Linked DNA regions of Homo sapiens: region 2 is linked to region 1. A link is a loop called in an ENCODE intact Hi-C map of the cell type or tissue named here. Cell type or tissue: CD14-positive monocyte. All regions are shown on one strand. Links, peaks and the distances in the headings refer to the core of each region. The heading gives the core; the rest is flanking DNA. Region 1 overlaps ITGA6 (integrin subunit alpha 6). Region 2 overlaps DYNC1I2 (dynein cytoplasmic 1 intermediate chain 2).

What was found. Peaks named below come from ENCODE experiments on the same cell type or tissue, not always from the same donor. Only the 100,000 strongest peaks of a DNase experiment are listed, where the experiment ranks them.
Region 2: it touches region 1 in a loop (4-fold over the local background); 33 of 110 quality-filtered maps call a loop at or near these places.

The regions. Positions count from the first base shown.
Region 1 is chr2:172,449,586-172,465,781 of GRCh38, forward strand. ITGA6 (integrin subunit alpha 6) reads left to right here. Exons shown (of 26, transcript NM_000210.4): 2 at 15,954-16,078. It overlaps ITGA6-AS1 (ITGA6 and PDK1 antisense RNA 1), which reads right to left. Exons shown (of 2, transcript NR_157573.1): 2 at 14,677-14,989. It overlaps PDK1-AS1 (PDK1 and ITGA6 antisense RNA 1), which reads right to left. Exons shown (of 4, transcript NR_199657.1): 4 at 14,681-14,989. Among named protein-coding and RNA genes, the nearest start is that of ITGA6-AS1, 8.3 kb to the right of the region's middle. RefSeq lists enhancers at 3,781-3,950, 3,822-4,551. In CD14-positive monocyte, for the core only: CTCF peaks have their summits at 12,636 (motif pointing left) and 12,839; a DNase peak (open chromatin) is centred at 12,646; H3K4me3 peaks cover 427 bases.
Region 2 is chr2:171,698,352-171,715,449 of GRCh38, forward strand. It overlaps DYNC1I2 (dynein cytoplasmic 1 intermediate chain 2), which reads left to right. Exons shown (of 18, transcript NM_001378.3): 4 at 8,196-8,213; 5 at 8,936-9,026; 6 at 14,416-14,475; 7 at 16,977-17,092. Among named protein-coding and RNA genes, the nearest start is that of DYNC1I2, 19 kb to the left of the region's middle. In CD14-positive monocyte, for the core only: CTCF peaks have their summits at 7,940 (motif pointing right) and 8,139; no DNase peak of the experiment used is centred there.

The DNA of each region.
Region 1 (16,196 bases), core at 8,197-16,196:
GGTGAATGTAGGGGTGATTTAGAGAAAGCTGGTAGCTAGGCTGTTCAAGGAAGGGCCTCTGTGAGAAAGGGGATGGTTGGCTGGGTGTGGTGGTTCACGCCTATAATCCCAGCACTTTGGGAGGTTGGGAGTTTGAGACCAGCCTGACCAGCATGGAGAAACCCCGTCTCTACTAAAAATACAAAATTAGCCCGGCATGGTGGCACATGCCTGTAATCCAGGCTACCTGGGAGGCTGAGGCGGGAGAATTGCTTGAACCCGGGAGGCAGAGGTTGTAGTGAGCCGAAATCATGCCACTGCACTCCAGCCTGGGCAATGAGAGTGAAACTTCCTCTCCAAAAAAAAAAAAAAAAAAAAAGAGAGAGAAGAGGATGGTGGAGTTAGCCCTGAGGAATGTGAAGGATGCAACCAGCGAAGATCTGAGTCAAGAGTGTTCGGAACCAAAGGAAGCGACTGCGGTTACTCTGAGATGGAAATGAGGCTGCTATGTTCAAAGGACAGAAACGGAGTCAGTGTGGCAGGAGTGCACACCTTAGAGGGTGCAGCTGGAGAGGCAGAGAAAGGGCCACTCACCATGGGCCTTGTAGAATGTGGCAGGAATTCAAATTTCATTCCATTGCCCATCGGAACCCACTGGAGGGCTGTAAGCAGAGGAATGATGTGATATGACCTGAGATGTGCAAAGAACAGCAGTTGCAAAGAACAGATGTGGAGGACGGGCTCGGGTGGAACAAGAGTAGAAGCAAACCAGTTAGAATGATACTATAGTTGTTCAGGTATGATGTGATGGTGACTCAGGCCTTTGTTTTAGGAGTTTGCAGGAGCTCAGAGCAGACAGTGAAAGTGGCCACCTTGAAGCAAAACACAAATGAAAGGGTTGATCACAAACTGGATTAAAGTTGGCAGTGAGAATACTGGAAAGGAACTACTGAGAAGTGGTCAGAGTAAAATGTGGAGGTAGAGCCTGTAGACTTTACTGATGCATTGGACGTGGGATATAAGGGCAAGTGAAGAATCAATGATGACTTCTAGGTTTCTGGCCTGAGCACCTGGGTAGATGGTGTACATTTAGTAAGATAGAGAAGGGGGCCGGGCATGGTGCCTCAAGCCTGTAATCCCAGCACTTTGGGAGGCTGAGGCAGGTGGATCACTTGAAGCCAGGAGTTTGAGACCAGCCTGGCCAACATGGCGGAACCCCATTTCTACTAAATATATATATATTTTGTATGTATGTGTATATATATATAAAATATATATATAATTTATGTATTTATATAATATACAAATATATTTATATATTTATATACAAATATATATTTATATTATATATAAATTATATAAATTTAAATAAATATAAATATATTTATCTTGTATATATAAATATATTTTGTGTGTGTGTATATATATACACACACAAAAATTAGCTGGACGTGGGGGCACATTCCTGTAATTCCAGCTTCTTGGGAGGCTGAGGCATGAGAATCACTTCAACCTGGGAGGCGGAGGGTGCCGTAAGCCAAGATTGCACCACTGCACTCCAGCCTGGGTGACAGAGTGAGACTCTGTCTCAAAAGAAAAAAATTTTTAAATAAAAATAGGGAAGGAGGCCGGGCACGGTGGTGTAATCCCAGCACTTTGGGAGGCCAAGGCCGGTAGATCAGTTGAGGTCAGGAGTTCAAGACAAGACTGGCCAACATGGTGAAACCCTGTCTCTACTAAAAATACAAAAATTAGCCTGGTGTGGTGGTGGGCACCTGTAATCCCAGCTACTCGGGAGGCTGAGGCAGGAGAATCACTTGATCCCAGGAGGCAGAGGTTGCAGTGAGCCAAGATCGCACCACTGCACTTCAGCCTGGGCAACAGAGCGAGACTATCTTAAAAAAAAAAAAAAAAGGGAATGCTTATGGCAAGCCTGGCTGGGGGAGAAGCTGAGTTCTATTTTGAATGTGTTAAATATGAGATGTTAAGTGGAAATGTTTACTAGGCAATTGAATATCTGAGTATGGAGTTAGGAGAGAGGCTGGGGCTGAAAAGAGGTGTTTTGAGAGTTATCAGTGAATGGATGGTGTTTCCAGCCACAGGATGAGAGCGCAGCTAGAGATGAGGAAAAGGTCTAAGAGCTGGTGGAAGAGAGGAGCAACCAGCAAACTTGAGGAGAAACTGGCAAGTATCGACTGACTTGTACATCCATCTACCTTGCTGTCGTGATCGACCCTTATGTTTGTGTTTTGCCTGAAGGTGGCCACTTTCACTGTCTGCTGCGAGCTCCTGCAAACTCCTAATAATCCGAGGGACAGAGGGGAGTGGTGGTGTACTGTTCTAGTATCTACTTTTATGATTCAAAAACCTGTTCTTTTTGAAATCACATGGTACTTAAAGATATTTATATTATCTTCTCTATCGTCTTTTCCTCCCTTCATTTTTACTTTGGTAATTTTACCTATTAAGATTGTGAAGGAACTTGACATTTTAGGGATTTCTTGTAGATGTTGTAATGAAATATGGTTTTGGAATTTGATTTAGAAAGAGGTGGAATGTAGTCCGTTTTCTTTCTCCGGCTTCCCTCAACCTTCCAGTTCTTTATAGGTGGTTCATTGCTTTGACTACCAGAGGCCTTAAATGCAGGTTGCGTAGTTGACCATGCGACCTGTGAGGCTCCCTTTGAACCTTTGTCCCTATTTCTGTAAAATTAGGAGCTCAAATGAGATCAAGGTGGGCTTCCTTGATTTCTTCCAGGGAACAGGGACTGGTGGGAGTCAGTGGCAGCAAGTCTTGTCTAAAGGTGTGAGCAGCAACAAAGCAACACACGAGGCAGGAAAGGACTAGGCTTCATTAATGGAGGTGATGCTTCAGCTGAGATATAGAGGGGATTGGGGGCTGGGCACGTGCTTTTTGGAGAATGGGCAGCATTTGCACAGTGTGGGAGTGCGAACAAAGAGCCTGGTGGACCAGCTCCAGGTGGTGACCCCATCAATAGGAATAGGGTGATTCTCCTGCATTTTCTCATCTATAAGTAGCCATGTGGGGAATCCAAAAACCAGTTACCAACATTCAAAATTGCTAGTGCTGTTAGTTCTGCAAGTATAAAATTAGAAACAAAGTTCAAGCTTCGTCTGCCAAGTTGAAGTTTCCTAAGTGTTCTCTCAAAACCCATATTAATGGACTCATTTTGGCGTTTGTAACCGGGTAAGTTACAGATAAGGGCATCTGCATTAACTGGAGTTGCCTTTTGAAACTCCTCAGCCCTAGCTTTGGTTTCTCAAATGTGGTGTGGGTATTTGGAGTAAACTGCTGTAAGGCTAAGCTGTTAGTAAGCATTTGATTTTGAGAGCCCTCTTTCCTTTGCAGCTCTTATAAATGGATTACTCAGTAGGAATTGCTGGAAATTAGAATCACTGCCTCCTTTAATAAGTCTAGTTAAGGCAGGGAGGTGGGCCCCGTCACAGCATAGGGCAGAGCAGTCACTTAGCAAGGAGCTCAGGAAATGTTTGCTGAATGAAAGAGTGGAGAGTGAAAGGTCGTGTTCTCAACCTGGCAGCTGGCATTTCTACATCACTTTTACTCAGAGATTTGCAGACAAAACTTTTTGTTTAAAACAATGCTATGTTAATTATAATCTAACTGTTACACAATTTTTTTTTTTTTAAATCACAGTACAGGGCTGGGCGCAGTGGCTCATACCTGTAATCCCAGCACTTCCGGAGGCCGAGGCAGGAGGATCGCTTAAGCTCAGGAGTTCGAGACCAGCCTGAGCAACACTGTAGAACCCCGTCTCTACTAAAAATACAAAATATTAGCCAGGTGTGGTGACACACACCTGTAGTCCCAGCTACTTGGGCTGAGGTGGGAGGATTGCTTGAGCCCAGGAGGTGGTTGCAGTGAGCCATGATTACGCACTGCCCTCCAGCCTGGGCAACAGAGCAAAACCCTGTCTCAGAAAGAAAATCACAGTATACATGGAATACAAAGGTTTTTTGTGTTTGTTTTTAAGAACTAGAGCCTTCGAAGGAGCATGTGGCTTACTGGTATTGGGCTGAAGGATGATTGCATGGGGCCCATCTGGATAATCCAAGATACTTTCCTGGGCAGGGGCATTGACAGGGATATTCCCTACTTTCTTCCACCTTTAGAGGATTTACTTTAGAAATGGTTTAAGGTTTCTCAAAGTTTTAAGTCTGCTGTGTTGGAATTATTAATACTGGAGTTTGTCTTTTAATTGTGTAAATTACCTGGCTTGTTCATTACAAATAACCATTGGATGTCCTGTAAGTGCTAGGCACTGAGCTGGATGCTAGGTGATGCAACAGTGACAAGGACAGGTGTGGCCCCTGCCCCCATGGAGCTGACCTTCTGGGGAGGGAGAAGGACAGTGAGCAAATGGTCTCACACACAGTCGTATAATCACTAACTGTGGCCATTGCTGTGCAGGAAAGGCAAATGATAATTATAAGAGATGGGACCTGAACTAGCCTGGAAAGTGGGAAGTTTTTTTTTTGTTTTGTTTTGTTTTTTTTTTTTGAGATGGAGTCTCACTCTTGCCCAGGCTGGAGTGCGGTGGTGCCATCTCGGCTCACTGCAACCTCTGCCTCCTGAGTTCAAGTGATTCTCCTGCCTCAGCCTCCCGAGTAGCTAGGACTACAGGTGCGTGCCACCGTGCCCACCTGATTTTTGTATTTTTAGTAGAGATGGGGTTTCACTATGTTGGCCAGGATGGTCTCAATCTCCTGACCTCGTGATCCACCTGCCTCGGGGAAGGTTTTTAAGCAGAGACATGAAGGGGTGAGTAGGAGGATGCCTGAAGGAGAGAAGAAGAAACTGTGCAAAGGTCCTGAGCCAGGAGAGTGGTGGTGGTTGGAGGGGTGTGAAAGAAGCCCACTGCAGTTCAAAGAGTAGAGAGTGATGGAGAGGGTTAACCCAGAATGTGCCCTTTGGAAATACCTAACCTGAAATACTTTTACCTAAGCCATTGTTAGGATCTGAGTTCTTGGTGTCTGAGCACAACTGAATGTGAATAAGAGGCTGTTTGGATTTCCTGCTGTGGATGGCAGGATGCTATTCACAAAGAAGCCTATGTCCTGACCCTCCAGACCTGCTGCTACATTAGGTTAAATGGCAAAGGGGCATTAGGTTGCAGAAGGAATCAACGTTGCTTATCAACTGATGTTAAAATCAGGGAAGTATCCTGGATTATCCAAATGGGCCCAGTGGTTCTTGTAATGTGGAAGAGGGAGACTTGAAGATGCTCGCCCGCTGGCTTTACAGATGAAAGAAGGAACCATGAGTCAGGGAAAGTTTTCCTGTTGGGCACTAGGCTTAGTACCTGAGTGACGAAATAATCTGTACAGCAAACCCCGGTGACACGAGTTGTGCTGCATAACAAACCTGCATGTGTACCCCCAAACCAAAAATAAAAGTTAAAAAAAAGCTGGAAAGGGCAAGGAAACAGATCCTCCCCTACAACCTTTAGGAAGGAATGCAGCCAAGTGAGACCTGGGTTGGCCTGTGGCCCTAAGGAACTGTGAGATAGTAAGATAAGATGAAGGCTATTATAATAACTGTGTTTTAAGCCACTAAGTTTGCGGCCATTTGTTAAAGCAGCAATAGAAAACATCCTGCCTACCCAACTCAACGTCTCATTGCATAGGTGGGTGTTACCACCAAGTCACTTGGCAGTGACGACCTCTGGTGCCTGCTTTGCTGCTCACAGAGCAGTGGAGAGTGGCTCTTACTAATAATGCCTCCAGGTAAATATTGCTCAGTAAATACTTACTGAGGGCCTGCCACGTGCCAGACCTTGCTCTCAAAGCTTGGGATAACTGCTGGGTGAAAATGGTAAGATGTGTGCCCTCACCAAGTTTCATTCTAGATGCCTCTCAGCCCTGCCCCATGGAGAAGGGCCAGCAAGAGTGTGAATTTCACATCCAGACACCAACCCTGACTGCAGCTGCTGCTAAATAGTTGTGAACAGCAGTGACTTTTCCCTGAAAAAGAAGTCCCTTCCTTATCTTAACTACTTGTAGGAAAACATATATATACTGAAATAGTTTCCTTCCAGGTTATTCTGAAGTGATTCTTTGGGACTGATAAAATGGGACAAACTGAATACAATAATAGTTGCTGAAGCCTAGCTCATTACTGCTGGATAGAACCTGTTGTGAGTACAGAGTTCTCAGATGTCTTTTTAGATCTCCAAATCAGTCACCAAAATAAGGAAAATAGTTTTTTTTATAACTTAAAGTACACACACACCAACATGCATATAGGCTAGAAAGCCTGATATGAGGTGTTAGTCTGGTAGATTGACTTCTTGTTTAAAGGGAGAAGAGTTTACAGAGGCAGAGGCACAGGGTTTGGATAAACGCACAAACAAGCTTTAACGCCTCCTCTGCTTTTCTTCACCAGGTGGGGAAGGCAGGGAAGTGGGGGGACCCTTAACTAAAGAGAGGAGAGTAAAGACTAAGCAGTCGAGGCAGGCCACCAGGTTTGCTGAGGGCAGCCAGGAAGTGGTAGAGGGTGTGGACATTCCCTGTTAATCACTGGCCCTTAGAGAGCAGGCACTTCCCCCTGCAGCCAGAGGAGAGACAGTACTTCTGTCAGTGGATACCTGGAGGGTCAAGCTGCGGGAAAGGAGAGGGACTCTTACAAGGCCAGTGAGCTTTGACCAGATGAGCTTACCCTCAGGTATCCTGATCACGTGGAGACTGGCCATATGGCTTCCCAGACCAAAATAACTCACCTGTGCCTGTGAAACCATACCAGGGCCAGATGCAGCTGCACTGTTGAGATTTGAAGCGTGGTGCTGTTGAATTCAAGCTGCTGCATCAGTCAGGTTTCTTTGCCAGCTTTCTATCCGAGCCTGGGGTGACCATATCATTCATCTTCCAAACTAGGACACGTTTAATGAAAGGGAGTGGAGTGAATGTTCAATCTTTAGACAACAGGTATGATCCAGGACTGTCCTGGGGAAACCTGGACATATGGCCAGCCTAGCTAAGGCTAGAAGCGTTAACCATTCCATTGGATGGTCTGATGACCCAAAATGGCTAAGTACAACATAGCCTGTGTGTGGAAGGGCCTCAGCACCCCCAGGAAGAGAGGGATTGTCCCAGGTGCCCTTGCTAGCATATGTCTGTGCCCATAGCATAGACAGCTCTCTGATGTAGGGGTCTAGAATAGGTGTTTTCTTTATAATCCAAATACAAAGCAATATTTATTTTTACCCCAAAATTATTCTCCTTGTATTTGAACATTACAAAATTGTTCTCTTATGAGAGCTGCCCTTCTGACTACTTTATTTTGGAATGACACAGTCATCTGTTCTAAACACCTTGGCTAATCTAAAAGGACCTCAATCCATTTTAGTTGTGAATGCTGATAGAGGTTAACTTTGGTTTTAAATAAAAATAAATAATTTAAAGAAGGAGGCAGGTCACTGTGGTGGCTCACACCTATAATCCTAACACTTTGGGAGGTTGAGTTGGGGAGATCACTTGAGGTCAGGAGTTCAAGACCAGCCTGGCCAACATGGTGAAACCCCATTTCTACTAAAAATACAAAAATTAGCCAGGCTTGGTGGCGGGCACCTGTAGTGCGAGCTACTGAGGAGGCTGAAGCAGGAGAATCGATTGAACCTTGGGAGGTGGAGGTTGAAGTGAGCCGAGATCACAACACTGCACTTCAGCCTGGGTGACAGAGCGAGATTCTGTCTCCAAAAAAAAAAAAAAAAAAAAGAAGCAAAGAAATTTAGTTCACATTCAATACTCATTCCTCAGGATTTAGCATCGTAATTGCAAGTACTGGATGTTACAAACTTTAAAACATCCTGGAAATGTTCTAGAAAACTGGGTTAGGCATTGCTCTCTGATGAAGTAATATCAAAGAAACATACAGAGTTTGATTAAAATTGCTTGATGAAATACAAATAAAATTATTTTTAAATGAATGTTTAGTATGTGTGATTTTAAATGTTTGTATAAATTTAAACGATCAAATGTCAGTTGACTTTCATCTGCGTTCATAAAGCTTAAATATATATGTTAGCCAAAAAAAAGTTTGGAATGTTTTTCCCCGTTATATTCATTTATTTAGGCATACATAGTATGTGAGGAGTGGTAGTCATGATAAGAGAGACGTTGTGGTAACAGCTGGGGAAAGGCATCCCCCTTCAAACTGGGGGGGAAGCTAGGCTGGGATGAAAATCTGATGCAAGAAATGATTGTATTTTGACTTGTGGTTCCAGATGGCAAACTAGGTATATGGTTTTGCTTCCTGGCTCCTCAAGGCTCCCTAATAGTTTAGAGATTATGAAGAAGCAGAAAGCAGATGGGATCTGGGCTTATGACCTTAGCAGGGGAAGGAGCCAAGTCTAGAGTTCATCATGTGCCCCTCCCCGCCCCCCAACCAAGAGTGATCAGGTAAAGCAGGGACTAGGAGAGAGGAGTGGGTCTGGAAGTGAAGGACCACACAGGGGTCCACAGAGACCAGGTGATTCCATCGTTCCCTACCTCTGTCTGGAGTAGGGGCTGCTGGCACTTAACACCCTGGCTGTGGGGAAAATACCAAACCCATAGCACTTTCTGGGGACAGGCAGATAGGGGAATGTTGACATGTACACGTTTTACAGAGCTTAAATTGATTACAATGCACAAAAATAATGAATTCTTTTTTTTTTTTTTGAGACCATCTTTCTCTATCACTCAGGCTGGAGTGCAGTAGTACAATCTCGGCTCCTGAAACCTCCATCTCCGGGGTGCAGGCAATTCTTATGTCTCAGCCTCCCAGATAGCTGGGATTACAGGTGTGAGCCACCGCACCCGGCCAAGAATGAAGTCTTTATAGAAGTAGATTAGGCCAAGTCATGACACTAGAAATAAAAAAAATGCCTAAAACTAGGGCTTCTAGTGTGAATGCTGGGACCCCAAGAATTAAGCTGTCCTCATTCTGGCATTTGAAGAGTGGTTTGCAGTCTGATAACTAGCTGGCTACCCACTCAGCCTAAAGCGAATCCCTGGAGTCAGCAGCCCCACCCAGGACTCCCTTTCAGAATTCCTGCTCAGGGTGAGAGCGAGCCAGAAATGGACCTTTTTATACAACATCAGAACAAAAGAGAACAGGGATTATCAGGCATGTGATGAGAGCTAGCAGCATAAAAGGCAATGGCCGAAGCAAACCAACAGAAAAACTACAAGAAACAGATAATCCAGGAACACAAAGAACTGTAGGAAAACTTCTAGGCAAAATGCTTAGAATTTTGGGAACATGTTAAACCCACAGAATAAGATTAGGATCTGTTATGTAAAAGGCACAGTCAGAACAAAGAGCTCTTGAAGACTGCAAATGTGACTACTGAAATTAAAAATGTCAGTATAAATACCAGAAAATACAGTTGAAAAATCTCAGAACCACAGAGAAGGAGGGAAAATGAGAGAAAGGGTAGATTAACCCAGGAGGTTCACCACCTGACTAGTTAACAGAGGTTTCAGAAAGAGGACAGAAAACATACAAATGAAACGATCCACACACAATAAAAAGAGTTTCCAGGAAATTCATGTCCTAAGTCTGTGGAGTGAAAGAGGTCCCACATAGGCTCACCATCATGCTGTTGAGAATGCCTTGGGTAAAGTAGAGAACGTGGTGGAGCACGGTGGTTCACGCACTTTGGGAGACTGAGGTAGCTGGGGCCTCAAGGTAGGCGGATCCCTTGAGGCCAGGAGTTCAAGACCAGCCTGGTCAACATGGCAAAACCCCATCTCTAATAAAAGTACAAAAAGTAGCCAGGCGTGATGGCACATGCCTGTAATCCCAGCTACTTGGGTGGCTGAGGCATGAGAAGCACTTGAACCCGGGAGGCAAAGGTTGCAGTAGGTAGAGATCATGCCACTGCACTCCAGCCTGGGCAACAGAGAGAGACTGTCTCAAAAAAAAGAAGTTACCCTTTTGAGAGTCAGACTAACACCAGAATTTCCACTGGCAACACTGGATACTAGAATTAATTACAGCAGTGCCATCAAGGTTCTGAAGAAAATGTTTTTCAACCTGGAGTTTTACACCCAAACTATCAAGAGTGAGAGCAGCATAAAGACATTTTTGTATATGCAGAGTCACACTCAGTTTACCTGTCATATGCTATTAGGACAGTATTTAAGAAAGTAATTCAAACAAGGGGGAACATCAGATCCCAGATCAAATCCAGTTACCCCAGGATAGCCATGAAGGGCTGTTCCAGCATGATCCTGTGTAGCAGGCCCGGCAGAACATCAGGTCTACATTGCTGCAGAAAGGTCCAGGGGCTCTGAGAAGGGAGTGTGAGCCAAGATGAGATCCTGATTTAACGCGGGTATGGCTTGGGAGCTTAGAGAAGATTGAGGCTTGGATAAAGGTGAACAATAGAAGAAAAAAGAAAGGCAATGAGAAAAGCCAAGGAAAGCAAGAGTCATGGTCCAAATGTGAAGTACACAAAGCAATTGATAGAATGTAAGAATAGCAAGTCTGTTTGACCTTAATGCTAGGAACAGTTTCTTTTGAGGCTGAGGGCTTCTGATACTGCTCCCAGACAGAAAAAGGAAAATCAGAATACAGTTTGGTTCAGCACTGAGTAATACTTATTTGGCTATGTAAAAGAATAGATGACTGAATTGTGGTTAAAAGTCAAAATGTAAGTGGTAATAGGTCCTGTAAGTGTAAAGGTGTAGCTGGTAGATAGCAAGACATGGAGAAACTAAGAGGAAAGTTTGGAAGGAAGAATCCAAATGCTCATAGCTTTGTCTCACTAACTAGGGAATCAAGATTTCTGTCAAAAGTTGAAGGGAAAATAGAGGTTTAAATCTTTAAAACTCAGAGTAGCAAATAGAGGAACTAAATCTAGTTATTAAACATAGGATGGGAGGTGGCAGTTTGTTCTTTCCTTTTCATATTATGGGGCCAACAGTTATTGCCTAAAGCTGATAAATCAATACATATATAATAATCCAGAATTATGGAGAAGTAAATCCAGAATGAAAAGTAAGAGGTTTGTCCGGAGTGTGGGGCTTGGGATGAGTTTGGAATCTGTTGCTTTCTACCGTTAAGTCTTTTATTTTTTGATTTCCTATCATTTGTACTTATTACTTTAGCAAAAATTAAATTCTGAGTTTGAAAATGGGTTAAATGTAAAGGTGACACAATTGCCACATAATGCTACTTTCTAACTTTTTAGGTCTTAATTTGGACAAACTAAGCAGGCTGTGTTTTAAATTAAGCAATAATAGTGTTCTTGTTCTAATGGTGCAATATTTCATGTTTCCTCTGACCAGCTTGCATAGCTAGGGGCAGAATCTTTAATCCTTGAGGAAATGAATTATTGCCAAAGACAGTGAAGCAAAGCTGCCATTGTTCTTGGAGTTTTAAAAGTGTCCCAGTGTTTAGAACTTTTGATTTGAAGTATTTATGCAAAAGTATACCAGCTCTCTTTGGGGGAGAACTTGAATATATGAAACGGATGTGGCTTACTTGAAGAATTTTGAAATAACCTTGTGTTCATAGCATGATAGTGAGTCCTGAGTCTCTGTGCCCAGAGCTCTGATTAGACTCCAAAGACCTGAATTTATATCATATTCCCAGTTACTGTTATACTTATATCGTTAGATTTTTACATTCCATTTTAGTATCTCAGTGTTTATTTCTTATCGTTAAAGATGATTTTGTGGTTTTGAGTTTTGCCTTTTAAGTGTGGGTTTCTGATATGCTGAAATCCCAAGGCAGTTTTTATTTCGGTGCAGCTTTAAAATTCAGTGGAGGTCATTGTCCACTGGCCGGTTTTGAAATGATCTTAGTTCACACCCAGATTCTTGCCCTTTGTTTAGTTTTTCTTGCCTTGACCGCATATGGGAATAGACCTCTCAGGCTCTGCTCTGTTAATTTCTATCACCTCCCTACAAAGGCCCTAACTCATATCCCTTGGTCCCTGTGGCTCTGAAGGTCGAGTTGTCACATAGCTCTTTCCTCCTTCAAACGTACTGGGATGGTCAGTAATGAGTGCTGCAGCTGCCCTGGTCCTAGGAGTTGCTGTGAGCATCCTGGTAGTGCCCAGAGAGTACCTGCTTTTCACACTGAACCATCTGGGTGGCCTGGGCCCAGTTTTTGGCATTTAAGGGCCTTGGAGGGAAAGGGAAGAAAGCTGGAATTTGAGCATAAATTGGATTTTGTGTGGGCTGAGGGTCCTCCTAGGTGTAGACTGTCCCTCCTGGACCTGTACCCACTCTGCTAGCTCAGGAGCCAACCATGTCCTGAACAGCTTAGACCAGCACCCAGACCCTAAATGACCTAGATTAGGAAGTAGATAGGTTGTTCTCTGCTGTCATTGTTTGGACACAGCTCTATTTACCTTATTTATTGTTCCTGCTAGGCACAGCCTCAGCTAATGGGCTGTGATCTCCTGCCTTTAAGGCTGGTTCCAGGCGAATTAAGAGCCTTTGCTTGTTTCCCAAACCAGGGAGGGCAGCTTTACCTTGAGGATGAAGGCGCCTCCAGTTGCTGAATGTGGTTGGGGTTACTGTGTTCTCTCATCAAGGTGTAGCTTTACCTTACCTTTCGGTGATGGGTTCTGCCACCTTATCGCGGTGGGTCCCAGGAGACCGGGCGCAACTGGAGCAGGGGCGCCCTCTGCTGCTGGGTGTCAGCTCTTCCTCCCACGGCTGCCCAGGGGATTTGCAAGGGGCGGTGGAACACTCCTGCTTCCTCCATCCCCTGTGGGACCACCTGAGGTGGAGGAAGGACAGTGCCAGGACCATGTGCAGGCTGAGCTCGCCCAGAGGCGGTGCAACAGCTAACGTTATTCTCTGTGGGTACATTTCTCTTGTCGTTTGCAGGTCTCTTTTCGAATCTGTTGTCCTTTTTCCCCAAACCAGCCTGCTGCCCCCATCCTGCCATGTGGTCTGCTGTCATCTGCAGTAGCCGCCGCATGTAAGACACGAGGACCTCTTCTGCAAGAGCTTGGTGTGGGCATTTGTGAAATTTTGTCACCACAGCCCCTGTAACCAGCCAACAAATTCGAGTTAAATGCCTATTCTTTGTCCCACACGTATTAGTTACAGAGAGTGGAGAACAAGTGGCAGATAGAGGCTGAGGGAAGCCAACCCACTCTGAGGGACTGGGCATGTAAATGGGACAACCTCCACAGCTTTTTAAACCACAGGACACCCAAAAGCAGCTGTACCCTGCAGGACACAGCAGGCTACAGAAGCCTGGGGTTCAGAGGGTCTCTGACCCTTCGTCCTTTAGCGCTGCTGACCAGGCTGCTGATCCTCGACCCCTTCTTGTCACCCATTGTGTCCCTCTTCTCCCTTTTCTCTGGCTCCTTCCCTTGCAGCCTTTGCATATGCTGTGTTCCTTACCTGGCCACCTCCAGTCCCGCTGTCATCTCTTAGTGACATCCTCCCTTCCTCTCCAGCAGGTGCTGGTGCCCACAGCACTCTGTACCATCCTCTCATTGCCTCTAGCTCCCTGTGGTTTCATGACCTCATGACCTGTTCACGGATCAGGCTTCCCCAGGCCAGAGATTGAGGAGTGGGGGCAATTCCTTATTCATCCTAGGAGGCTCTTAATCAGCGTTTGTTGAGTGAATAGGTGAACGAATGTGGGAATGGGATAAACAGGAAATAAGCCCTGTGCCTGCCTTAGGTAACTTAGTAGCCACCTTGGGTGTGGGTGAGAAGAGGAAGTGGTTAGGAAGACACACAGTTAAGACAATGGGACTCCTGTGCTGCTTTTTCTAGGCTTCTCTTTGCTGGTGGTTACCTTTACAGGAAATCTCTTACCCAGCCTTCACTCCACCCAACTGCAATAATGCTTTTCTTCCTTCCCCTCTACTTGGCTCTATTATCTTAACTTTTATCAGCATACAGAACAGTTTTGGTTGTGATGTTTTATTTGTGTAAGTTTTGCCCTTTCAACTAGGTTGTAAACTTGAAATCCTGGGTTTTACTTCCTAAGCAGCTTTGTAAAGAAATGGAGACAACATTGCACCAAGATAATTTTTGTCATGGCCACCCACTAGCTGTGAGATCTTGGGGGATGAGTAATTAAGCTCCTCAAGGCCTCTGTTTCTTTATCTGTAAAACTGGAGGACTGGTCTCTCTCAGGGGCTTCCAGTGTGAAAGTCCTGGGGTTCTGGGCCTCTGATCCTGGCACCCCACTTATCCCTTCCAGCACCCTCCACATGACTCCACCTCTGACATCTGCCAAGTACAGTAATTTAACACATTCACCTTATAGTCTAGGCAGTTCACCTCCCAGGTACTTGTTTGTTGGCATTCCTGGGATCGGGGACATCACTGGAATAGGAGTGGAGCAGACCTGTGGGGACCCTTGTGGCCCCGGCCTTGCCTCTGTCCTCTGTCAAGAAGGTTCAGGCACCAAGGACACTGCTCCAGTTCCTAATTTAAAAGTCTGTGTGTCAGTTCTGTACCTTGGTGTGTGCTGTTTTGTTCCTTCAAATGTAGGGTGGGTTTGGAGGTGGGGGCTGACTGTGACTGTCCAGGGATCTGGGAGGAAGGACAGTGCTGGGGCTATGTGTTATCCATGAGCCACCCCTCCTTCTCTGTCTGGGCATCATCTGGCCCCCCTCCCTGCTTTCCAGGTACACTTGCCTCCGGTGGCACCTGCTGCATGATATTGGTTTAAAAAAAATATGTTGAATCCTTTATTGGAATGATTCCTTTATTGGGACCCAACAGGCATGAAGGTAATAGAGACTATTTGGTTTGTATTTTCATTTGTTTTGCTTTTGCTTCTGAGATTTGTGGGTTTCTTGATGGCCAGGAGTGGCTTGTTTTCTGTTGTAAGAATTTGTTGTTTGTACAGGTTCGTGTTCCCAGTCCTTTTCCTCAGCTCCAGCCTTGTTTCCAAAACTCTCAGCTCTTGGTTTATCTCTGTCCAGTCAGGTGTGTGTTCTTTGTCTTTGTTTCTTGTCCTAGTTGTTCCATGAGTCAGCCAGGCCTCAAAGATTGTAAACCTGATGGTGAGTAAAGGTGTTAGCAAAAGAGACCTAGCAACAAGGTCATTGGATCTCTAAAGAGCCTGTCAAGCTGTGAGATGGTGAAATTTTAAGGACTGTGGATTTGGACTGGGGGCCTCCTTATAGGAGATAAAAACACTCGGCTGGGGAGAAGAAGGAATATTACAGTGCCTAGTACATAAGTGGAGCTACACCAGTTGTCCCTGAATCCTTTGTGGGAGACTGATAGGATGAGAGAGGACGAACTCTTGTAATGTGACAAAAGTGCAAGGAAGTAAGAACTGACTTGGAAGAACAAACATCAACTTGTACACCTCAAATATATCTGCTTTTTATTTGTCCATTCTACCCTAATAAAACTGGAGGGAAAAAAAAAAAAGAATTGGAAAGAGGCCAAGGCTGCAAGTGAATAATTCAGTCGAGTTGTATCTTACTTACCATTAGGTTCTCTCAATTAGTATATAAACTGAAAATCTAAGATATAGTCAGAATTACCCTTGAAAACTACCTCAGGAAGGCACAGTGTTAGAAACTGACATATTATTGCTTATTACATTTAGTGTGGCCATTTTTTCCTTCCATTGTCACAAGTATTTGGTTTCTTCTCTTGAGTTTCATATGATATCCCTGGCATCATAGGGGCTTAGAGGTTGTATTCTTTGAAGAGGGTGTCTTTTAAACACCAGATCATACCCAGCAAGAAATGCTGATACTATGAGAGACAGGCCTATTTTCCTCGTTTTGGTATCCCCTCTTTGGCTTCCCCTGTTTAGTTGTGTTTGTGCGTTTTGCATGAACCAGCCATAGGACTCTACATTTGTTCTCACTCACTGCCTAAGCTGTTGAAGAATTAGTGGACTCCTAGACAAAGAATAATCCCACTATCTCCTAGTTCTGACTGATTTAACTGTTAAACGTATATTAAATTCAAATCTCCAAATTGTCTCTGTTTCATCAACAGGTTGCTCGTGGGGGCCCCGCGGGCAGAAGCGCTTCCACTGCAGAGAGCCAACAGAACGGGAGGGCTGTACAGCTGCGACATCACCGCCCGGGGGCCATGCACGCGGATCGAGTTTGATAACGATGGTGCGTTCCTTTCCCTCACTCAGCGTTCACTCCGGCAGCTTGCCTGTACTGTTTCCATGAGGGAGGAGAGTGGGGACAAACATTTATTCTTGTAGAGAGGACTTCTTTTAATTGCATC
Region 2 (17,098 bases), core at 4,124-12,123, 760 kb before region 1:
GGCATGGCAGATGAGTTTTTGCATGTATTTTATCTCTTTTTTTTATTTTTTGAGACAGGGTTTCACTTTGTCACCCATTTTGGAATGCAGTGGTGCGATTTTGGCTCCCTGCAACCTCCGCCTCCCAGGCTTAAGCAATTCTCCCACTTCAACCACCCGGGTAGCTGGGACTACAGGCATGTGCTGCCACCACACCCAGCTAATTTTTAAATTTTTAGTAGAAACAGGGTCTCACAGGCCAGGCACGGTGGCTCACACCTGTAATCCCAGCACTTTGGGAGGCTGAGGCGGGCGGATCACGAGGTCAGGAGATCGAGACCATCCTGGCTAACATGGTGAAACCCCATCTCTACTAAAAATACAAAAAATTAGCCGAGTGTGGTGGTGGGCGCCTGTGGTCCTAGCTACTTGGGAGGCTGAGACAGGAGAATGGAGTCAACCCGGGAGGTGGAGCTTGCAGTGAGCCGAGATGGCGCCACTGCACTCCAGCCTGAGTGACAGAGCGAGACTCTGTCTCAAAAGAAAAGAAAAGAAACAGGGTCTCGCCGTGTTGCCTAGGCTGGTCTTGAACTCCTGAGCTCAAGCAATCCACCCACCTCAGCCTCCCATAGTGTTAGGATTACTGGTGTGAGCCACCACTCCTGGCCTGCATGTATTTTAAAAATAGATTAGCTAGGCTGGGCATGATGGCTCACGCCTGTAATCCCAGCACTTTGGGAGGCCGAGGCAGGCAGATCATAAGGTCAGGAGTTCGAGACCAGCCTGGCCAAAATGGTGAAACCCCGTCTCTACTAAAAATACAAAAATTAGCTGGGCATGGTGGCAGGCACCTGTAATCCCAGCTACTCTGGAGGGTGAGGCAGGAGAATCGCTTGAACTCGGGAGGCAGAGGTTGCAGTGAGCCGAGATCGCGCCATTGCACTCCAGCCTGGGCAACAGGGTGAGACTCCGTCTCAAAAAAAAAGAAAAGGAAAAGATTAGCTAATATTTTATTGAGGGTTTTTTGTATATGTACTAATGAATGAAATTTGCCTTTGATTTTCTTATACTATCCATGTTCATTGGTCATCATGGTTATGGTTTTAAAATAAATTGGTCAGTTTTTGCTTTTGCTATTTTGTAGAATAATTTATAAAAGATGCCTGTTTCTTAAAAGCTCATTAGATTTCCATTTTAAAACTGCCTTGATTATGACTTTTTTCTACAGAGAGTAGAGAGCAGGGGTTATTCATCATTTGGAGTGTGTGTGTGTGTGTGTGTGTGTGTGTGTGTGTGTGTGTGTGGCGGCGGGCGGGGGTGCAGTTTAGAGACAGGGTCTCAGTCTGTGGCCGAGACTGGAGTGCAGTGGTGTGATCTCAGCTCACTGTAGCTTCAGTCTCCTGGGCTCAAGTCCTCCTGCCTCAGCCTCCTAAGTAGCTGGGACTACAGGCAGGTATCACTATGCCTGGCTAGTTTAAAAAATTTTTTTTTGTATAGATGGGGTCTCGCTATGTTACCCAGGCTGGTTTCAAGCTCCTGGCCTCAAGTGATCCTCCCGCCTTGGCCTCCCTAACTGCTCAAGTTTTTTTAATGGTTATAGTCTCTTCAGATTTTCTATTTCTTCTTATGTCTGTTTTTTTCTCCCCAAAACAATAAACATTTATTATCTCTTATAGTTTCTGCTGGTCAAGAATTTGGTAGCAGCTTAGCTAGGTGGTTCTGGCTCAACTTCTCTCATTGGGTCAAAGTCAAGATTTCAGTTAGAGCTTTAGTGATCTGAAGTCTTGACTGAGGCTCGAGGACTTGCTTTCATGGTGGTTCGTTCACATGGCTGGCAAGTTGGTGTTGGTTGCTAGTGGGACAGCTGAGTTCCCATCCTCGTGGGCCACTCCACGGATCTACTTGAGTATCCTGGTAGCATGTTAGCTGGGTTCTCCCAGAGTGAGCAATCGAAGAGAAAAAGAGAGTCAGAAGAAAACTGTCCTTTTTATGACTTAGATTTGGAAGTCACAAAGCATCACCTCTGCCACATTCTGTCCATTGGAAGAGAAACACTAAGTCCAGCCCACATTCACAGAGAATTTACCCATAAATCAAAGTCACAAATTTTTGAGGGATTTTCTGAGAGATTTCAACATTTAAAAAAATCGTAGCCTTATAAGTGATGAAAGGCATTTTAATAGAGTTTTAAGCAGGATAGTGTCTTAGATGGGTCACTAAACCAAACTACTGTAGAGACTAAAGACTGGCTTGTTTAATCGTAACTATAACCAGCTTTCAATTACCCTAGTTTTTTTGTTTTTTGTTTTTTGTTTTTTTGAGACAGAGTCTTGCTGTGTCGCCCAGGCTGGAGTACAGTGGCGTGATCTTGGCTCACTGCAAGCTTCACCCCCTGGGTTCCCGCCATTCTCCTGCCTCAGCATCCAAAGTAGCTGGGACTACAGGCGCCCGCCACCACGCCCGGCTAATTTTTTGTATTTTTAGTGGAGATGGGGTTTCACCGTGTTAGCCAGGATGGTCTCAATCTCCTGACCTCGTGATCCACCCTACTCAGCCTCCCAAAGTGCTGGGATTACAGGTGTGAGCCACTGTGCCTGGCCAATTATCCTAGTTTTATAGCCTGTCTTAGGTGACTCTGATTTTTGAGAGTTGACTCTGAGAAAAGTTGGTTAAAATAAAAAATATGTCTTGATAAACCATTTGTAGCCAATAACAAACTGATTTTATCTTAATGGATTTGAACTCAAAAACAAGCTTTTTGCTGGGGTAAATATTGTAGTATTAGTATTGTATTTTTATATTCATCTTGAATGGGCATGTTTAGACTATAAACTTTAAAAGAGATCATTCCCCTGCTATTTTTCTTTTTTTTGGAGACGGAGTCTTGCTCTCTCTCCCGGGCTGGAGTGCAGTGGCACGATCTCCACCTCCCAGGTTCAAGCAATTCCCCTGCCTCAGCCACCTGAGTAGCTGGGATTACAGACATCTGCCAACAAGCCCAGCTAATTTTTGTATTTTTGGTAGAGACGGGGTTTCACCATGTTGGCCGGGCTAGTCTCGAACTCCTGACCTCAAGTGATCCACCCACCTGGTCCTCCCAAAGTGCTGGGATTATAGGTGTGAGCCACTGTGCCCAGCCCCTTGCTGTTTTTCTTTATGCCAACTTTTTTTTTGTTTGTTTATGAGTGTAGATACAAGAGAGAAAGGGAGAAGGAAGAAAGATACCATTAAACTTCATACTGTTAGTTTAATGTTATTACTAAATTAAGCCATGGAGAGATAATTTAGTTAAGTAGCTACTTTTTAAAATAAAAATGTCCCTAGTGAACATGATTGGCTATAGAAAGGTTTTGAAGAACATTTTATATATGATTTAAACTTTGTTGAGTATTTGGATTAGTTATAAGACAGTGGGGAAGGTAGCATATTTTATCTCCAGTCATTTTATAAATAGATTATTAATAAAAAATTTTTTACAGAGTATACTATCTGGCATAATTTTCAACAAAGGTTTTTCTGAGTGGGGCGGAATAGTATCTTCCTCTTGATTAAATATTAGCTTATCTGTTGTGAACTATTTGACTTCAGAGTTTTTAGCTGTCAGTAATTAAGAGTGGAGACTCAATTCTGGTCAAGATAGAACATTGTAGGGAGCAGTAAATAAATATGCTTTGAAAAACAAGCCAAATGTCATTGCTTTAATTTATTTAGCTTATGATATCTATTTGAAATTTTCAATAATGTGTAGGCATGTGAGATTGTGTTTATCAAAGCAGCATGAGCTGATTAACAGTTGAATTACCAGTTTCTCCAAATAGCTATGAACAAAGGGTTGGCTGTTCCTTCCCAGAAAAGGTTAACACTGTATTTAGATTTAAGAATTTAAGTTTCCAAGTTAGATCTACATCTTTTCCTTTCTTTGAGGTTCTTATTTCTAAATGATGTTTCCCTTTCTTGTTGGCAGATTTACCATTATAATGGAACCTGTGAAGGGTTAAAGGCTTTCTGAAGATCTCATTACCGTTAGAAAATTAGGCTAAGTGCATTTCATAATCCTTAAAACATATGCCTACAAGTCCAGTATTTATTTGTAATTTGGCCTGAAAAATACAGGATACGGATGAAGGCCATGGCTTTCAAACCTTTTTTGACAGTAAACCACAGTAAAAAATCTATTTTGTATCATGACTTAGGATGGATACTTGTTTTTCTTTTCAATATAGAATGTACTCCTTATTAAATATTTTTAAAGCATAGAAGTATAAAAACACTGGGTTTATTTTAAAAAATCAATCTATTGTTTTCCTAAAGTGGATTTTTTTTTCCTACTAAAAACAATTGGTTTAAAGAAAAAAGAGATACAGCTAATCAAACCTCTCATAACTTTTCTTTGCTGGTAGTTTTTTTTTTTTTAAACAGTCTCACTCTGTTGTTCAGGTTGGAGTACAGTGGCACAAACTGCAGCTTCTACCTCCAGGCTCAAGCAGTACTTTCACCTCAGCCTCCCAAGTAGCTTGGACTACAGGTTCACACTACCATAGCCATCTAATTTTTTTGTTTTTGTAGAAATGGGGACTCACCCATCTCTACAGGCTGAGTGTGCAGGCTGGTATCAAACTCCTGGCTTTAAGCGATCCTCCTGCCTTGACCTTCCAAGATGCTGGGATTACAGGCATGAGTCACTGTCCCTGCCTACTGGTAGATTCTTAATTATTTGGCAACTTGATGACTTTTTGTTAGAGATTCTTGAGAGCAAGGAGAATATATTACTTACATTTTTACCTCTGGTGCCATCACAGGCTAGACACCTAAATTTTTGTTCCATTATTACTAGGTCATGTCTTACCGCCTGGTAAGGGCGAATTAAAGCCATTCTGCTTTAGGACAACAACTAAATCGTATTGTTTAATTTAATTATTTTTTGAGACAGGGCCTCACTCTGTTACCCAGGCTGGAATACAGTGGTGCAACCATGGCTCACTGCAGCCTTGACCTCCTGGGCTCAAACAATCCTCCCGCCTCAGCCTCCTGAGTAGCTGGGACTACAGCCATGCGCCACCATGCCCAGCTGATTTTTTGTAGAGACAGAGTCTTGTTATGCTGGCCAGGCTTGTCTCAAATTTCTAGGATCAAGGAATCCTTTTGCCTCAGTCCCCCAAAGTGCTGAGATTATAGGCATGACACATCACACCCGAGCTAAAATGTTATTTTCACTTATTAATTTCTTTTTTTTAATGTAATGCTCTAAATCACATTGACAAGGAGAATAAAGGAAATGAAACTCTTACGAGAGATTAGTAGAGGATATTTAAACCTCATTATGAAGAGAAAGAGCAAGGGGAAGGAAGAAATTAATATTTCAGAGAGTTAAGGTTTAAAGTAACATCTTTCAGAAGGTCAAAAAAAAGTAAGGTATGAAAAATAGGTAGTTATTTAAATTTTAATATTCCGGGCTAAGAACACTTGTGTCCAGAAGGGGGCATTATTGTAACGTGGACTGTGTTTGAGTACTGAGTATCATTGATGACCTTAGAAGAGACTTCACAACTTTGGGTTCCACGCATCCCAAAAGCTCACTCCTTCCATTTCACAGTCTTCTACCAACACTCCCATTCCCTACATTCACCTTCCTTAGCTTTCTACCTTTTCCAGGTCTTTCTTCCTGATAAAAACCCCTTCTTGCCAGAGGCTTTCTTCTACTTGAAAAATAATTCAGCTATGTGCCATCCTTTGCCCTTGAGACTTCTGTGTAGTTCTGAGTGGTTGACCCAGACTTAATGCTAATTCTAAATCTAGGTGCATTCCCAGGTCCTTTGTGGTCTAAAAATATTCTAGTTGTTTCTTCACAGGCCAGAAGCCAGCAGTGTTAATTTTATATCCTTGGAAGGACAAGGTCTAAGCTGGTAGGAAAGGCTTTCTTGATTGCCTTTTTGTCCTGGATAGTTAAAGAAGTACAGTCTTTCTCACATTACCTACATGATCAGTGACTGCCATGGTTTAGCTTTTTTTTTTTTTCTTTTTTTTTTTCTTCTGTGACAGTTGTCAAAGAAGAGAATAGGTATCTGTGCTCTAAACTTCTAAGAAGCTGAAATTCATTAACATATTCACCTATGTTTATATTAATTCCTTTACTTTATACCATTTAAAACCTGTTTTAGGCTGTTTATGTGCAGAACTGTGGAGTAAAGGTAATCTGATTGAATCACTGTTCTTACTAAGCAGATCATATCTCAGATACTTGGCAAAAATTAATTAGTAATGGTTTATGTTATTTTCAAGGCTGATTAGACTTACAAACTGTCTTTAAAAATGAATTCCAGAAGTGAGTCTTTTCTTACATTTGAGAACCTGTGAGTTGATTAGTGTTTCTGTTTTGTTTTGGCCTCCTGAATGCATGCATTCATTTGTTCTCAGGGGTTTATTGAAGTCTGGGAATATAGTGGTATTTGCCTTCTTGCATAATTCTAGTATTCTTTGATTTTTCTAGATTAATTGGATTAAAATGTAGCAGTTACCAAATAACACTATCATTCCCCTTTTTAAAAATTAATATTCCTCCTTTTGTAATGATAGTAATTTTTTTCTAGGATTGTCCCTTCTGTGGTATACATTATTTATTATTGCAAAATGTAGCTGTGGCTCAGATAATAGCTAAGAGTCCTTTATAGAGTCTTTTCCATCATTTGGCTTGAACCTATATTTGGGAGAAAGAAGATAGTTCTGGGATGGAGATATTTATATAATTACAAATGTGAAGTCACTGTGATTTATTTTGGCTTTGGCTAAGAAACTGTGATAATATGGTAGCATCACCCTTTTATTTTTTATTTCTGAAACTTTTATTTCAGAACTGGCTGTTAATGTATCTGTTTATCTGTGTAATTAGTATTTAGCCTGTTTCTGTAAAGAATTTTGATTAACATTTTTTAAAAATGTAGTCTTTAACCAAGTAAAATACTGTTGAACTTGTTCAGTGGAGTCATTGATACTTGAAATCATCAGAAAGGGGGAAAAGCATGTTAAACTGAAAAAGAATTCTGTAGTTCATCACAAATAGATTGATGGGAATTTTACTAATTTTCCTCCAACCTCTGATATGTACACTTGGAAAAATTGTTTTTCTGAGTATGAAATTAGGTATGTAATTTAAAGCATACAAAATTTCTTCTTTAAAAATCTTGAAAACATTGTGGTGCCTCACTATAATTTAATAAACATTTATTTGTGTTTACAGCACAGTAGGCAAACAACTGTTAAGTATTACTCTAGTCCTATATCAGTTGGGACTTAGACTAGGGGAAGCCTCACAGTGAAAGATGGACAAAAAATGAAGAAATGTAACCTAAGATAAATTAAGGGACATTAATATTCTTCTACTTTAGATGAAAATCATTTTTAGGTACTTTGAATTATACATACAGCACCTAGCACAGTGCCACCTACATGTAAACTATAGGAAGCTATCTGGTCTTATAGTTGTTTCTGACACATTTAATCACAATATTAGAAACATTGATGAAGTTTTTATAGTCCTTTGAAATTTAAGCAGTTAGCCACTGTATCTTAGGAAAGAAATATTCTAGTTGTGATTTTTTTTTCTTATAATCTTATTGGTGTCAATTAGAATTTACCATTGAAAAAATAAGGATGATCAGTTTTATACTTATGTTTAAGATGTGAGCCATCATAATATATTATACATTTTGATAGATTACCAAGCCCACTGTTTTTACTGCAGCGTGTATAAACATTTAGACATAATTTTAAGGTTCAATGAATGTGACTATCCTAAAAAACACAGACTTTTAATTAAATACTTATTTCTTTAGTTCCTATATAACTAGGAACTTGCCTTCTTTTCAGTAGACTGTTAAAAGAAGGGCTTTCAGCTCAACATAAACTGTATTAGTCACTTAATATCATACACTGAAAAATTATTTTGAAAAGATACTTGGGATTGGGGACATTTATGATAAAATTTAACCAGAAGATGGCAGTGATGATCCTCCTATACTCCCTGCAACGGTAATCAAAAAGTTTTACAAATGTCATAGCATGAAATGTGCACGTTCAGCTGTTGTTATATAATGTTAAAAGTTGAGGATCTAGGGGAAAGCACTTGCTGTTTATTTTATATACTATGAAAAATGTGTATTTTTCTATAAGAAGGGATTAAGAATATTTTGGGTGTCTGTATCTTTGTCTGTACACTTCAGTTTTTTCTGAATACTGGGGTAAGGAAGTTCCCATAAGTCTTGCCTTGTTTATTTGCATGCATCACTTTATGTTATGCATAATGTCTAGAAGGCATGCTGTTTTATTGCCTGTTTGCATTTTTCACCCAAATTGCTGGAAACTAATGAACATTTTAAAGGAGCCATTCCTTTAGCTGCAGTCATTTCTCTAAATTGATATCTTTTTTTGGGGGGGAGGCAGTGAAATCATTTTAAACATTACTTTTTGAAAGAAAAAATTATTAGACAAAAGTTAATATTTTAAAATAAATCTTGAGAAACTAGAGATTAAATAACTTAATGAAACATATTTCAGAGTTGAATTTTGGCAGCAATTGTAAATAATATTTATAATCTGGTGATATTAAAAGTGAAAAGTTACAAGGGGGAGAAGGAATGCTCTCCTTTGAAAATTAGTGGCCACATTTGGTGATGGATGAGATGAAGATGCATCCTTCCATAATCTTGCCTTTTTAAAAAAATTATAAAGCTCAAATGCATTTTGCCAGAAAAATTGCATGAATCTTCAGCATGCATTGTTAACTTTTTGTCTTTTCCCCTTTCTTTCTGCTGTTCATTTTCATTCATATATTTTTGATTTTTGGTTTGCCATTGTTTTTTTCTTTTTTGTTAATTACTTCATTAAATTATTTTTGAAACGTCATAAGCTGAGCAACCTCTCCGTGTAGTAACAGCGGATACCTGTCTATTTCACTATTTAGTCCCTCCTCCTATGTCTCCATCCTCCAAATCTGTGAGCACTCCAAGTGAAGCTGGAAGCCAAGACTCTGGAGATGGCGCCGTGGGATCTAGGTACAGTAATTTTCCTTTTAATGTTTTAATGATAGAATGCATTCAGTGCCCAAATACTGTTGATACTTTAAAGGGACTCTAAATAGTTGTGTCGAGTTAGTCCTAACATTTTAAAATCTAAAATGGCATAGAAATTCTCTGTTGGACACTGGGAGAAAAAAAAGGTTTCTTTGTTTTTTTTTAATAATATTTTAACTGTCACATTTAATTAACTTAGTACTAAATAGTCAACCGGTTTTATGCTAATTATTTTATATTAAAAATAGAGATATTAATGCTTTTAGATTTTTCTGTTTAAACTTTTTGTTGGTTATTACGTGAATGTTTTGGGTGTAAATAGTGTAAAACCTCTCTCTTGTGCTTGATTCCCCATTCAGTAATTGAAAATGTAAACAATTCTGTTAAACAGTTCAATTCTGTTCTATTAAGTCATTAGTTCTGCTAATTAAGATAGAGAATAATAATGCATAAAATGTCAAGAGTAAGGAATAACTGCTAAGGACAACATTGAGAATGTTTACTGTCAAGCATTCCTGAACTTGCATCTTCCTTGTAAAATTACATTTCGTGTTTGTTTTAGGATCCTGCATACATGTTGGGACTTGCTTTTCAAAAGTTCAGTAAGATTTCAGCTTTCTTTCAAAGATCATATTGGGAAAAGTATTACTACTTATTCCTCTTTGTCTCTCTCACACACACACACACACACACACACAAAATAGTGAGTATTAAATGTACTTTTTGACTTCTGAAATGAAATTAAACATAGGTAGTCAAAATCCACAGCTGATTAAGAATGCTTATTTTGGGCCAGGAAGTTGCATGTCCTCACCAAGAAAATCTCTTAACACACCTTTTAATAAGACATAAGCTGTTAGAAGTTTTAAGCTTTTTATGCCTGAGTCCCTCTAGTTGAAGTTACAAACCAGTAATAAATATCTAAAAGACAGGGCAAGAAAAAAAAAGCAAGGTGGCTGGATGATCTGTAAACTCAATACTTCAATCAGCTCTTGAATAATCAGGTTATCATTAACAATTAAAAGGCACATAAAGCTTGCCAGCTTGAATTTGAGAAGTGCTTTCCAAATAGAACCAAAATCACAAATCTAAGCTATACTATCTTTGGAGGAAAATGACATAACTCTTTCATTTAAGGAAAATCAAAATTTTCTTTTTAGAAATAATGTTATTACCTTATAAAATAGTATGCATTACAGAATAAAGACAATTTGTCTAGTGTAAATTCATTTTTATAGGGTTAAAATTTTTTTTCATATTTTGTGCTTCTATATTTTTATACAAATATGTCATTATTCCTTTATTTTTTATTTTTTTTGCAGACAGGGTCTCTGTCACCCAGACTGGAGGGCAGTGGCGCAATCTTGGCTCACTGCAACCTCTGCCTCCTGGGCTCAAACGATCCTCCCACATCAGCCTCCCGAGTAGCTGGGACTGCAGGCACGCACCATCATGCCTGGCTAATTTTTGTATTTTTTATAGAGACAGGGTTTTGCCATATTGCCCAGGCTGGACTCGAATTCCCAGACTCAAGTGATCCACCCACCTTGGCCTCCGAACGTGCTGGGATTATAGGCATGAGCCACTGCACCCAGCCACTATTCCTTTAGACAATTAATAATCAACTGGCATTTTTAAGTGAAAGCGTTTTTTTTTCCCTTCTACAACATTACCATAGTAAAAATGTTTCCCAAGATTAAAAATTACTATATTTATTAAATGTCTTTATTTGATATTATACATTATTTTTATGTAGATACTATACTGTGTACATTATGACTCATCGTTCCTGATTTTGAATAGTAGATTATTTTAATTCAGTGTCAGCAAGTTTGCTTTCAAAAGTACTTTGACACTTAAGTTTTTTAAATTAATGTGAATTAAAACATGTCCCCATGAGTTTTATGGACAACCCAGAGATTATTAGAGACCTTTTAGAATATTGTAAATTAATACAGGGAGTAATAATGGTAAGAAAAATATTTATTCATGTATAGAACAAATATTAAGTTACCAACTTTATTAAAATACTATGGTTTACCACAGAAGATAAAACATTCATGGTCCTTGCTTTCATAGAATTTACATTGTAGTGATTACATCATTAATTTAAAGATACTGTTGACTTTATTGGAAAGCCCTAAGGGTAGTGTGCTATGTTTAGTGTGAAGCATAGTTTTTTTAATGATAAATTGTAAAACACAAAAACAAATAGTTAATATTTTTTAAAGTATTTGTTCTTGTTAGATAATGAATACAAAATTGGTTTCTTGTGAGTTTAACGGAGAGAAAAATCCTCTTTTTGAGTGAGGTGACCTTACATCTTTCTTTTTTTCTTTGAGATGGCATTTCCTTCTTGTTGCCCAGGCTGGAGTGCAGTGGCACGATCTTGGCTCACTGCAACCTCCACCTCCCACGTTCAAGCGATTCTCCTGCCTCAGCCTCCCAAGTAACTGGGATTACAAGCATGCACAACCGCGCCCAGCTAATTTTGTATTTTTAGTAAAGACAGGGTTTCACCATGTTGGCCAGGCTGGTCTCGAACTCCTGACCTCAGGTGATCCACCCACCTCAGCCTCCCAAAGTGCTGGGGTAGCAGGCTTGAGCCACCGCACCCAGCCACATCTTTTTAACCTTAATATGTACGTTGTCTCCTTTGAGAGCACAGACTCACTTGGAAACATTAATTTTCAAGAGGGCTGAGTATATTCATTTTTATGTATATATACACACACACACACACACACACACACACACACACACACACACAGAGTAATAGAAAATGATGAATTCTACTAAATCATATCCAGCTTTCATAGAGGTAATTAATATTGTGATGGTGATATTGGCAGTGAAATAATGCATTTCTAAATATGTGACATTTAAAAAGAGTGCCCAGGTCTCAGAATGAAACCTAATGAACTCATATTGAGCAAACACGATGTTAATGTAAGAATAAAGACAATTAGAAGAAATATAATAGGAAAATACATGAAGACATGTGAGATGTGTGCATGCACCTGTACGTGCAACTTCAGTTGGCTAAGATGGTCTAAGATTAATACACTCAGGGAGTAGGAATAGATAAGACATTATAAAATATGCTGTCTAAACATGTTTGAATCACTCTAAGTGCCAAGAATTTCTTTTGGGACTGGTGGTAATTTATGAATAAATATAAAAGGTCGTGAGAAATAATCTCTCTCTAACTTTGCAGATTAGGAAGCTGCATTACATTTGTTATCTCAAAAATTTAGGAACAATTATTCAGTGGGGTAATCCAGGCCTCTTGTTCCTTTTTTCCTTTTTTTTTTTTTTCTTTTTTGAGTCAGAGTCTTGCTCTGTTGTCCGGGCTGGGGTGCAATGGCGTGATCTCGGCTCACTTCAATCTCTGCCTCCTGGGTTCAAGCAACTCTCCTGCCTCAGTCTCCCCAGTAGCTGGGATTGCAGGTGTGTGTCACCATACCCAGCTACTTTTTTTTTTTTTAATGCTTTTAAGTTCTAGGGTACATGTGCACAATGTGCAGGTTTGTTACATATGTATACTTGTGCCATGTTGGTGTGCTGCACTCATTAACTCATCATTTACATTAGGTATGTCTCCTAATGCTATCCCTCCCCCCTCCCCTCACCCCACGACAGGCCCCGGTATGTGATGTTCTCCTTCCTATGTCCAAGTGTTCTCATTGTTCAATTCCCACCTGTGAGTGAGAACATGCGGTGTTTGGTTTTTTGTCCTTGTGATAGTTTGCTGAGAATGATGGTTTCCAGCTACTTTTTGATTTTTAGTAGAGATGGGGTTTCATCGCGTTGGCCAGGCTGGTCTCGAACTCCTGACCTCAAGTGATCTGCCCACCTCGGCCTCCCAAAGTGCCAGGATGACCGGTGTGAGCCACCGTGCCTGGCCCATTTTTCCATTTTTGATCAGTTTACTTCTCAAGCTTTGTACTTGGAATTGTACTCTATGTGCCTGAAGATGCCCCTAATAAATGTAATAATGTACAGGTATGTCCAGTGCATTTTCAGTACTGGCTGTATTTTGAGGTACAGTGTTACTTGATTTTAGACTAAAATGACATCCTCAACAAGGAATTTTATGTCATTGATAACAGAGCTCTTACATAATGTAAATGACAGAACATTCCTTGGAGACCATCTCATAGAACTTTTGATTTAACAAAGCCTAAGCTTGTTGCTATTCATTGCTTAGTACAAAGTAGATCTTCACTGTGGCTGCTTCTTACATTGCATACACATAACCTTGTTTAAATTCCAAGATCTTTCTTTATATTTTTTAAATGAAGGATTTCTCTAGATTAATTCATTACTATTTTTCTTGATAAATTATATAGGCAGGTAGAGAAACCATTTGTTGTATTAAAACATTGTAGCAACTAAAACTAGTTATAAATTATAATGTCTTACATAAGTGAAAAATATATTTGACAAAAATGGTAATACTAAATGTATTGTGCTTAACTTTATTTAGTGGGGACTATGAGCATTATACAGTACCATACATAATTATCTTATATATTGCTAACCTATATAAATGCCAGTATGATAAAGCACCTTTTGTTCTATTAGTAACTAAGTTTGGCTTAAGTGGAAAAGATCCTCTGTAAGTTACTTAGCCAGCAGGCGATGCTAAAACTTATAACTCAATATTTAGGATTGACATTTGAACATAAAATATTTTTCCAGGGAAAAATCTATTTTTTTCCTAGAGACAGAAATCTTTAGTTGTTTTCTTTAAGCAGATGATACGTAAGCCCAAGGCGGTGCTTAACCCATAAATTACAGAAGGGTCACATTTTGGAAACTTTAGCTATTTTGTATCCCAGTGGGATAGTCTTTGGTTTTATTACCAAAAGGCTTATGTGTTGACTCATTTCCTTTACCAGTATGACAATTTCCTGCACACATGTAATGCTTTGGGGAAGATTAGAATATGTTAACCAAGATGTTTTAATGTGTTTGTTTTCATTAGGAATCTTAAAATTTCAACCATTTTATAGCCTAGCTTGTTATCCATAAATAATTAACTTGGGTTGTCTGACTTTAGTTGTTCTAAAGCAGATCTATTATTATACAATATTAGTTTCCCATAATCTGCAAATAATGTCTTTTAACTATTCTGGGTTGTATGCTTGCATCTTTAACCATAGGAAGCCTATTGCATGCACTAGATGATTGAGTGACCTGGTGGATTTCTTGTTTTGTTTTCGATTTTTTTTTTTTAATACTAACCAGAACATGTGTTTTTTAATTGTGAATAGTACTTTAGCTTTAGCTATTCATAGAATGTATTTGCTTGACTAACTTATGGCCTTTTTTGCTAATGCTTCATGGTTGTCCTACAACCATTTAGGACGCTGCATTGGGATACAGATCCATCAGTTCTTCAGCTTCACTCAGATTCCGATTTGGGGTATTGAATAGATTTTTTACCTTCCCTGTTTTATAATGAATTTGATTCTTTGTGAAACTGTCCTAATTTTATTTTGCTTAAGTTTATAATATTGTATCACGTAGTAAGGACAAGAGTTATATTTTACTGTGACACCTCATTTATCCAGTATCTTTAGTGAAAGAATATTCTGTGTGATGTTCTATGTACCCTGAGTCCATTTAAGTGTCCAAATGTTTAAAATTATTTCTATGTTTTTAATACAAGTTTTGTAGGATGTATTAAAAAACTTCTCAGACTTCTTCTAATATTCTACATGTAATTGAACCTTTTCAGGGTTACTTGATATGAATATTAATTTATTTTTCTGTATTAAAATTCACTGATGATTTCTAAGATTTTGAGAATAATGGAGATGCTGGTCCTTACACTGTTCATTCATTCATTACTATTTATTCATGAATCTAGAATAAAACTATTCATGAATCTAGAATAAATAAATGAGTGAATGAATGGATTAATAGATTATTCATAGAATGTATGGATGAATATTCTTAATATAATTGTCATTGAGCCCCTAGGTTAAATAAATAGGTTCTTTTCTTTCTTCCTTTTATTTTTGTTTTGTTTTTTGCTTTTTTTTTTGGCATATTTTCTTAGTGAAACGTTAGAAAACTAATGCTTTATAGTTTCTGTATGTCTCTTTTTTAGAGTTTTAAAACTTGTTCTTTTAGAAGTTAGTGTTGTAAGCTGTATGTATGGTTTTTTAATTTTGTTGACATAGAGATAAGATTATCCATCCATTCATTCATTCAGTTATTTATTCTAGATTCTAATGCAAATTATAAATGTTTGCTGCTGCCATTTTGCCTGACTCAGATAGCCCTTTTCCCCTGATAATTTACAGCTTCAAAAACATATGAATATACCTTTTGGAATTGTGTCTAAAGTAAGGTAAATAAGCCTTGATTTGAGGCATGTAAGAAAAATATATGAGTTTCTTGTACTTGAACTGGAAGCCCTCTGTAGTGGCCACACTGAGGCTTCCCCCTCCTGCCTCCCATTGCTTCCTTATTTTCAGTAAAAGTGGCTTTTGGATAAGTGAGGTATTACTTCCCTACCCACCTCCTCCTATAAAATCTTGGAATATTTCGTTTGTTTAGTATTATGGTTTTTTCTGTTAGACTCTGTATGCATTCAAGTTGGTAATTGATTCCTAATATTGTTGGCTTGACGATTTTTTTCCAGCTATGTGAGTGATTTACTTTTTATATAATTTGCATCTTAAAAATCAGAATATAAAGTTTCTTATTTCAAATTTTATTCTTAGACTTCTAGATTACTTCAGATTACTTAAATTGTCCACTTAATTCTTTGACTATACTTTTTTTTTCCCTTTCTTTTTTATTTCTAAACTAGAAAAGACATTAAAAAATTGTTATGGCCCACATTTTGGAACATTAATTTTTAAAATGTACTAATTTTATTATACTTTATAGTACTTTGTTATGCTTTATTAGATTGTATAGGACTTGGATTTAGTTACTAAATAGAACTGAAAAGAATATTTATATAAGAAAAAAGTTATATTACCAGCGATAGCCTGCTTTATATTCTGAAAGTTGCAGCAGTGTCTTTATTGTATATCCTTTTAAGGCAGCTTCATCACTGAGAACTTTTTTGGGAGTCTGGAAGCGTACTTTATTTGGTTTAGGATTTAAACATCTAATAAAACCAATAAAAGATCTCCCAGATAGCTAATAAAATATATTTTTCTTTTGGTTCATTTTCCTCAGCCACAGCTCTCTTCCATTGTCAAAAAAGAATGTATACCCTGTATTTCTAAACAGAAGTGACTTTAGTAGATTTATGGTATTCAAAAGATCTGTCACTTTAGTCTAAGTGTAGAATATCTGGACCTTAGTTTCTCCATAATGTGAATCAAGGACAGTATTGATCATGCAGAGATTAGAGATTTAAAAGTTTTAAATATTTCATTTTAAAGTCCAAATTGATAGTGTAATTCTCAATTTCTGCCAAATATAAGTAGAAAAAAAGCTTTCAACAGAAACCTGTTTTTCAGTCGTAAAGCTGAATTCTCCTAGTGGCACAATCAGCTAAATGTGGTCTGAGTGATATCTAGTCTGATTCTTAAAAAAAAGTCCAGAAAGAACCATATCCCAGCTGAAACCAGTTCTTACGACAACCTTATTCAGTGGTCCACTCTGAAGTTCCTATTCTCTTACTTCATTATTGCCCGCACATTTGTTCTAAAAAAATGAAATTACTTGCCTTTTTAAAATGAAAATAAAAACACTGAATGATTCAGAAATATCTTTTGCTTTTGCTACCTTCTCATTCTTTTGCTAAAATAAAGCCAATTTATTGTTAATCTAAAATTTCTTGAATAAAATGGATTGAAATTACAATGTTGGGTGCAAATGACTGTTTAATTCTTAATTTTTGAAAATAACATGGTTTGATGTAGTTAAAATTGTGTTGTTTGTATTTACTTAATTTAGACGAGGACCTATTAAACTTGGAATGGCTAAAATCACGCAAGTCGACTTTCCTCCTCGAGAAATTGTCACGTATACAAAGGAAACTCAGACTCCAGTTATGGCTCAACCCAAAGAAGGTGAAT